2 separate regions of the Homo sapiens genome follow, and region 1 is linked to region 2. A link is a loop called in an ENCODE intact Hi-C map of the cell type or tissue named here. Cell type or tissue: CD4-positive, alpha-beta T cell. All regions are shown on one strand. Links, peaks and the distances in the headings refer to the core of each region. The heading gives the core; the rest is flanking DNA.

Region 1 (4,396 bases), core at 275-4,274, 440 kb before region 2:
TGTATAGTGAAAGACCATTAAAATTGTGCTCACAGTTATATCTGTGGGAGAGACAGAGCTGAGAGGAGAAAGAGCTCCTCTCTAAAGGCCCCTGCAAGTAGAGTTTCCATTTACGATTGCGCCCCTGGAGTTTCAGATTTGGGAACTGAGACAAATTCTAAGGGCAGAAAGTCCAGCTCTTTGTGCCACGCAAAGATTTATGTTAAGGCTGGGTGTGGTGGCTTATGCCTATAGTCCCAGTACTTTGGGAAGGTGAGGCAGGAGGGTCACTTGACACCAGGAGTTCCAGACCAGCCTGGGCAACATAGTGAGACCTCGTCTCTACAAAAATTTAAAAAAATTAGCTGGGCATGGTGGTGTGTGCCTGTAGTCCCACCTACTTAGGAGGCTGAGATGGGAAGAACACTTGAGCTCAGGAGTTTGAGAGTACAGTGAGCTATGATCACGCTCCTGCACTCCAGCCTGAGTGACAGAATGAGACCCTGTCTCAAAAAAAAAAAAAATGCCCAGTGGGGCAGTGAACACCATGTCCTGTGTGAAACAGTGGAGGAAGGCAAGGTTATACAAACAAGTGGTTACCAAAGGGTATCATAAAATCACTACGGTTTCCTAGTTCAGACAGATCTAGGTTCAAATCCTGAGGCTAGCACGTGCTTGGGAACTTGAGCAAGTCATCTTCTCTTATTTTTCCCATCTGTAAGATGGCAATTATAATGACCAATACGGTTGCTTTGGCCATTAAATTTGATGAGCACCTGTGAGAAGGTTTGGTACACAGTAGGAGGCTGGTAAGTACAGGGTCCTTCATGCCACCCCACCCCAATCCCCTCCCCAGCTGGAGGAAAGCAATCAATTGCACTTTCATTTAAACCCTTTAGCTGCCTGATGTATGCTTAGAGAAAATTTTGCCAGCCTTAGTCTTTTCCTCTTCCAAAAAAAAAAAAAAGAAAAAAATGAGCATTGAGAAAAGAAAGAATATATATATATTCTCATATATATATATGAGAAACTTTGTCAGTAAGTCAGGTGTTCATCTGTATGAAGGAAAGAAATCACAGTGTAAATTCACCTTGCCTCAAGTTCCGCAAAGCTAAAGTCAAACCATAATTTGGGAGGTGAGAATAAATTGGTCAATTTTTGGTAGAAGAAATATAGATTTTTCACATTGATTCCTCTCATGCCATTGCTCTTAGGAACTCCCATAATAAATTCCTTCTTGCGGCTGAATACCAGCCGTGTGTGTTCTGTGGGACCATGTGCCTAAAGGGAGTCCCTGCTTATCCAGCTTGCATTTTGGGCTGAGTGGTTGTTAGCAGAAGAGTGACACAGAGGCATTTCATCTTTACTCTTATGATACTAGCAAAACATCGTTAGATTATAAATTCATATTATCCAGGGATTCGTTACCCCAGCCCAAGTTAATTGGCATGGCAAGTGTCTTATGAGAAAAATCTGCAGCGTTAGCTAAGTGTTTCTATATGAAACAGAGACAGTTGTGTAGATGGTTAGATGTCCTTACTCTTTGTTACTTCTCTTAGAGACTGAGAATTCAATTGTTGAGGTGCTCAGGGTGCAACTGTTTCAGCATCAGTAATTTCCAGTGTCTTCTGCTTCTTCATCTGGCAAATGGAGACAATAATACCCATCCCCTAGAGTTGTTCCTGAGATCCAGAAGGAGCATGAAAGAGAAGGCACTCTCGTTGTGATGATTTTGCTCTCATTCTGGAAGCTGCAGAGGAGACGTCTGCATTTCAGAGAGATGCGCTGTGCCAGCGATTCTCAGCAAGAACAGGACTGTGCACGAGGGGGCGCTCGGGAGGCTTGAGCGGTGCTTTCCGCCTTCAGGCTGATAGGAGAGGAGGACACTTGGTGGGTGTGGATGGGGGTTGCTGGCAGCCCTGCAAAGTGTGGGACAACTCCATACAACACAGCTGTCATGAACCTCACATGAATTCTTAGTATTCTACCAGAAACTGACGTAGTGAACCACCTGCTCATAACTACTTGATCCTAGAACTCTGTTTTATAAATAAACAGAAGTATTTTTGGGTGGTTTCAATATACAGTGTTTCCTAGAAATGCATCTACTGTGTAAATCAAGGCAAAATTCGTTTGATTGAAACTTTGCCGAGAGTTGTTTGCCATTTCAGACAGCCACAACACCAGTGACACTACCACTCCTGTATCTGAGTCACAAATAACCCCCCTGGTTATCAGCCTGCATTTGAAGCTGCTTTGCTCACAGTGAGTTTACCTGTAAGTATTGGCATCTGACTGCTTCATCGTATCTGCTGCTGAAATTGTGCCCGAGCACCTATATATTAAACTACATATTATTACAAATCACTTTCCTTTTATTTCTCCTTTATATTGGAATTAGGACATTATATTGATTGGGATATATTACATGTACATTTTTTTCAAGATGATAAAGGAGGCCTTGCAAAATATTTGTTATACAAAGGGAAGTTTGATCAGGAAGGCTGAAACCTTCTGAACTAGGAGATCACTGAAGTTCCAGAATTCTGCATCATGTCTGATTTGGATGCTGTGGTTTATATCGATTTAAATTAGGTTCATCTGCCTGGAACAAAATACCCAAGTAAGAGGCTTAAACATGACAGAAGTCTGTTTCTCTTTCTCAGAAATGAAGTACAAAGATAGGCATTTGGGGCCGGCATGTCAATTCTAATGGTCATCCATCAGGGACCCAGCCTCCTTCTCCGTTCCTATTCCCTTATCCTTAATGCCAGGCTTCCATTTTCAAGGCTGTTGCATGATCCAAGATGATATTGGAGCTCCAGTCATCATGGCCACAGTTAAAGCAGGAAGCTAGGAATGGGAGGAAGGCAATAGGGTGCCCCGCCACTATCTGTTCCCTTATAAGGAGCTTACTCAGAAGTCCCATGCCACAACTTCTACTCATGTCACATTTGCCACCCCTAACTGCAAGATAACTTGGGAAATGTAGTTTTCAAGCTGAGCACATTGTTCTCCATTATAAAATCAGAATTCTATAATAAGAAAGGAAGGGAGAAAGGATATTAGGGTGGCATTTACCAATTTCAGTTGGGGCTGCTGCTAGTGTTGTTGATATGCAAGTACCTCCCTCCCCAGGCTTAGGGAGCCCATTGTCATGAAAAGAACAAAGGCTATGAAGCCCAAAAGACCTGGGTCACATTATAACCCTTCCATTTACTTATTATTAATATATGGTGACCTTAGCCAAGTGACTGAGCCTGTTTGAGCCTCATTTTCCTCAGCTGTACAATGGAGATACAAGTAGTACCTACCTTCTAGGGTCATGATGAGGTTTAAATAAGAAATTGTAAAAGCCCTTAGTGGCCGGGCGCGGTGGCTCACGCTTGTAATCCCAGCACTTTGGGAGGCCGAGGCGGGCGGATCACGAGGTCAGGAGATCGAGACCATCCTGGCTAACACGGTGAAACCCCGTCTCTACTAAAAATACAAAAAAATTAGACGGGCGTGATGGCGGGCGCCTGTAATCCCAGCTACTCGGGAGGCTGAGGCAGGAGAATGGCGTGAACCCGGGAGGCGGAGCTTTCAGTGAGCCGAGATTGCGCCACTGCACTCCCGCCTGGGCCACAGAGCGAGACTTCCTCTCAAAAAAAAAAAAAAAGCCCTTAGTAACCATTAGCCTCTCCTCCCACTCCACTCCTCCCATGTCACTCCCCCTTCCATTACACAGTTCACAATAGCACTGTCCAGTGCTCTGTGAGGAAGCCCAGCACACTTTGTTGCAGATATCAGCTGGATGAGCAGAGAGAGCAGGTCTGCAGGAAAACACCAGCCTCACACCTGTCAGCTCTTGGCCAGTTGCTCTCCGGGAAGGATGAGAAGACAGCTGGCCTTAGTTTTTCTGGGCTTTTCTCCATGGTCCTTTCCGGCAGGGCCAGCCAGAGGCCAAAATCTTGAACATAGTGAAGTCGCTTTGCAGCATCTGCCTCCCCTGGCTGCACCAGGAAAGATCTGACCAGTGATTTTTGAACTTCTCGTCTGCTTCATTTCCAGAGAGGAAGTGCTTTTGAAATGACTTTGTTCATGTAAGCACCATTTACCACCAAAAGGAACCAGGACTCCTTGGAGAAATGATTGATTCCAGGGCTGGGGCAGGATACGTACAAGATATGCCTAAGACATCCTGTGCCAGCGAGCAGGAAAGCTCTCAGGACTTCCAGGCTATGCCAGAAGGATATAGAGTCCAACTTGAAGGAGCTTTCAGTGGCCAAAGATGAGACAATTTGAGCATCAAAAAGAATAATAATTATAGTGTACTGAAATATCATACATATTAGAAATCCTCTTTAAATGATACTCAAAAACTTATTTTTTTGGCGAATAAATTTATTTATTTGTTTTTATTTTTAAAATGGAC
Region 2 (4,396 bases), core at 163-4,162:
CCCCCTCGCCCTCCCCAAATCCTGACCAGCTATTGATTTCTCTTCTGGAGAGAGAAGCCTCCTTTACTCCCTCCCTAGTTTGTACATCCTAACCCAGTTCCTCAAGCAAGATGGTCAGTGAGCAAGAAAGTTGGCTGGGTGTGCAATTTAGAACTATTCACTCTAAATTTAGACAACGAATGAAGAACTAGTTAGAAATGTTATATTTTATTATTTCATTAGTAACATCTAAAACATTCTATTTAGAATGTTTTTGTGGAAAATCAAACACTTTTTTGCAATAATTTTAAAATATATGACTTGTATGTAATTATAGGTGAAAGTATTTTATTCCAGTTAGAGAAACTGGTAAACAGACATTTTAAAGATGTAATAATGTGGCCGGGCGTGGTGGCTCACAACTGTAATCCCAGCACGTTGGAGGCCGAGGCGGGAGTTCAGGAATGGGCTGGCCAACATGGTGAAACCCCGTCTCTACTAAAAATACAAAACTTTAGCTGGGCATAGTGGTGGGTGCCTATAATCCCAGCTACTGGGGAGGCTGAAGCAGGAGAATCACTTGAACCTGGGAGGCGGAGGTGTAGTGAGCTGAGATCGTGCCTCTGCACTCTGGCCTGCACAACAGAGCAAGACTCCATCTCAAAAAAAAATAATAATGCTAACTTATGTAAAATTGTAATTAATTCATTCAAAATATACTTAATTTTTACTGCTGAACTAGGACTACAGAGATGTGAGGTAGCTTGTGCCTTTGAGGAACTTAAGTCTGGTGAAGGAGATTGATGAGACAATAGATGATTATAAAACAAAACTCTGAGCTCTTAAGAGGCCTAGAACCAAAGCAGAGAGAAGTGATACTGAGCGGGGGCTGGTGGAGCTGGGCTTCACCAGAGGCGTCGGGTCCAGAGAGGAGCAACTAAAACAAAGGAGCCACCGGGGAATGTAGGTTGTTCCAAAAGTCTGGCGTTTGGGATGATGAACCTGGAGAGGCACATGGGACACATCATCAGGGCCTTGGCTTTGCCAGAGTTGGACCTCTATCCTGACAGCATAAGGCAGTGGGCAAGCAAAGAAGGGGGCTGGGTAGTAAGAGATGAACTCAGAGAGAGTTAACACAATATCCAAGCAAGATGAGAAGCCTTTGGAGGACTTCAGCAGAGAGTGGAAGGATCTGATATGATTACAAGGATCACTCTTACTGCGTGTACTGAATAGACCACAGCCCGGGGCAAGGGTGGAGGCAGGGAGATGAGATAGGAGACTGTGGCAGCACAGGCGGGAGATGACAGTGGCTTGGAAGAGGGTGGGAGTAGTGGGGATGGTAAGAAATGGGTCACATTCTGGAGATAGATTTTTAATTTTGTAATGTGGAAATTTTCAAGCCTATGCAGAAGTAGAATAGTTTGGTGAAACCCAGTGTACCCATCATTCAACAATCAACAATTCACAGCCAATGTTGTTTCATCAATACCCTCACCTACTTTCCTTCTCCACTGTATTATTTTGAAGCAGATCATAGACATCATACCATTTCATCTGTAAATATGTCAGTATACATCTCTAAAAAGGTAAACAACATTTTTAATATAACCATATCATTACCATTCCTTAAAAATTAACATTTCCTTAATATCAAGTTCCATTCGTTAAAATTTCTGGTTGTCTCATCATTATATATATATTTTTTACAATTGGAATCAGAATCCAACTAAAGTCCCATACTACAATTAGTTGATATACCTGTCTTATAATCTATAGATTTTCTATTTTTTCCCTTCGCAATTTCATTCCGAAGAAATTCGGTGTTCACAGTCTAGGAAGAAACAAGGCAACTTCTTAGGTTGGGTTATGTTCTTCCATTAGGAGGTACACTCTGTGTGGCTTAGATATTGGATGTATTTTGAAGACAGATCTGATAGATTTGCTAATGGTGTAGATACCAGGGGTTGAAAAAGAGAGGGATCAAAAATGACACCAAGGTTTGGGCCTGAACAATTAGAAGGATGGTGTTGCCAACAAACTAGATACCTGGGTTGGAAGTTCAGAAGAGGAGACTGACTTGAGGTAAGGATTTGAAAGTTGTATTTTATTCATTCAAAATATATTTGAGGTGGGAGTACAGCACAAGAATGGCCAAAACAAATAGTCCCTGGAGCCTGTGACATAGTGGGGAACACAAAAGGCTAAAAAGCTGATTATTTACAACCATACTAAATGCTATGCAGAAGGGCTGCATGGTGCTCTGAGGACATCTAATGGAGGAATGTAACCTAGTTGGGAGGTTCAAGGGAGGCTGTCTTTGAGGAAGTAACTTTTTGTTTTCAGACCTAGACCTGAGGAAGTAACTTTTGAGCTGAGGTCTGAAAGATAAATAAGAGTTGAAAGGAGAGAGAGTTTCTAGGTTGAGGGACTAACAGATATCAAGGGCAGCCTGTGGAGGGAACACAGTTCTTTGGAGGCCAGTGGTGGCCAGAGTACAGAGAAATTGATTTAAAATCAGACTAGAGGACAGGAGCCATACCATGCAGAACCTTCAAGGTCATGCCAAGAATTTGGATCTTATTCTTAAGATCCAGAAGATCTTAAGAGCATCAGAAAGCCATTGAATTATTTAAAGCAGGTTGGGACAAGAAGAGGTATATTTAATCAGTTTTGTATTACAAAAAAGTCACTGTGGCTGAAATGTAGACAATGGCTTGGAAGACAGTAGCGGCCAGAAGTAGAGCAGTTAGGAAGCTACTGCAGTTGTGCAGGCTAGAGATTATAGTGGCTTGGATTTGTTAACTGGAAAAACCTTAAACAAGTTAAATGTAACAGAGTTTAATTGAGCAAAGAACCATTTGTGAATTGGGGACCCCTAAGAACCAGAATAGGTTTTAAGAACTCCAGCCTACAACGTAGTCAGGCAGCATTTATAAGAAGAAAATGGAAGAAGTAAGGTACAGAGGCAGCTTCATGGGCTACAGCTCACTGTTTTGCCTTATGTCAATCAGTCAGCTGTCTGAGATTGACTGAAGCTCAGCTGCTGAACTGAGACTCAGCTGTTAGTTTAGGCATTTAGTTAGTTTATGCAACTAAGTAAGGTTGCAGTTCATTTTGGACTTGAGTATGAAGGCATCCTTAGGCCAAATTTAGTTTAGTTTAACTGATGATGTGATTGCAGTGAAGATAGAGAGAAAGGGGAGGATTTGGGAGATACTTAAGGGAGAGAATCAGCAGGACGTGATGTTTGATGATATATGGGAAGTGAGGGCTAGGGATGGATCAAGGATAGTCTTTGGGTTTTAGAATTGTTGAAGCTAGGAGTGCAAGGTGTCCCGTCCATGAAGCTTGTATAGAGAAGGAAGAATCCAGAAAACACCAACACAAATGACCCCTGACTTCTGAGGTTTCCACTTACAACTTTTTGACTTCATGATTATGCAAAAGCAATACACATTCTGTAGAAACCATATTTTGAGTACCCATACAAGCATTCCATTTTTTACTCAGTACAGTATTCAATAAATTTCATGAGCTATTCTACACTTTATCATAAAATAAGCATTGCATTGGATGAGTTTGCCCAACTGCAGGCTAAAGTAAGCATTTGACCCACATTTAAGGTAGACTAGGCTAAGCTATTTGGTAGATTTTTTTTTTTTTTTTTTTTTTGAGATGGAATCTCGCTCTGTTGCCCAGGCTGGAGTGCAATGGTGCGATCTTGGCTCACTGCAACCTCCGCCTCCCGGGTTCAAGTGATTCTCCTGCCTCAGCCTCCGGAGTAGCTGGGATTACAGGCACGTGCTACCATGCCCGGGGAATTTTTGTATTTTTAGTAGAGATGGGTTTCACCATGTTGGCCAGGCTGGTCACAAACCCCTGACCAGGGGGTTAAGGGGCTTGCCCAGGCCAGACAGGACCAACTCTGAGCCTTTTGGTCTCCAAGACACTGTTTTCATCCCCACCTACTTATTCCACATTGACTAAGGTATTTTTTGGAAGAACCTAGAGCTAAAACAATAAAAAATACTGTCCTTTCCTGAAAATGAGTGTTTATTGGCCTGAGACTCTAATACTTTCAGAGACCTAGGTCATTCCTTTTTTTATTCGACATATTCTGTATGGCAACTAGTACTGCCAGGCGCTATTCTAAGCATCTAATGAAGATTAACTCATTTAGTCCTCATATCACCCCATGAGGGAAACACTATTATCATTGCCAACAATGTTTAGTTTGGTTATCTTTTTGCTGCACGGTGTCACAAAACAGTGGCTTAAAACAACCATTTATTATTATTTCACATGGTTCTGTGGTTTGACTGGGATCAGCTGGGCAGAGCCTCTCACGCAGTTGCAGTTAGATGGTGATGAGGCTGGAGTCATCTAAAGGCATGACCAGGCTGGCATTAAAGCA

What was found. Hi-C counts contacts between places; a loop is a spot of excess contacts. Peaks named below come from ENCODE experiments on the same cell type or tissue, not always from the same donor. Only the 100,000 strongest peaks of a DNase experiment are listed, where the experiment ranks them.
Region 1: a loop joins it to region 2, with 8 times the contacts of the local background. A loop is called at or near these places in 6 of 110 quality-filtered maps.

What each region holds. Positions count from the first base shown.
Region 1 is chr3:141,009,888-141,014,283 of GRCh38, forward strand. No RefSeq gene overlaps it. Among named protein-coding and RNA genes, the nearest start is that of SPSB4, 39 kb to the right of the region's middle. In CD4-positive, alpha-beta T cell, for the core only: a CTCF peak has its summit at 1,814 (motif pointing right); a DNase peak (open chromatin) is centred at 1,834; H3K27me3 peaks cover 296 bases.
Region 2 is chr3:141,449,961-141,454,356 of GRCh38, forward strand. It overlaps LOC124906291 (a long non-coding RNA gene), which reads right to left. Exons shown (of 2, transcript XR_007096120.1): 2 at 1-4,396. Among named protein-coding and RNA genes, the nearest start is that of RASA2, 35 kb to the right of the region's middle. RefSeq lists a silencer at 1,206-1,378 and an enhancer at 2,172-2,311. In CD4-positive, alpha-beta T cell, for the core only: CTCF peaks have their summits at 2,239 and 2,440; a DNase peak (open chromatin) is centred at 2,261.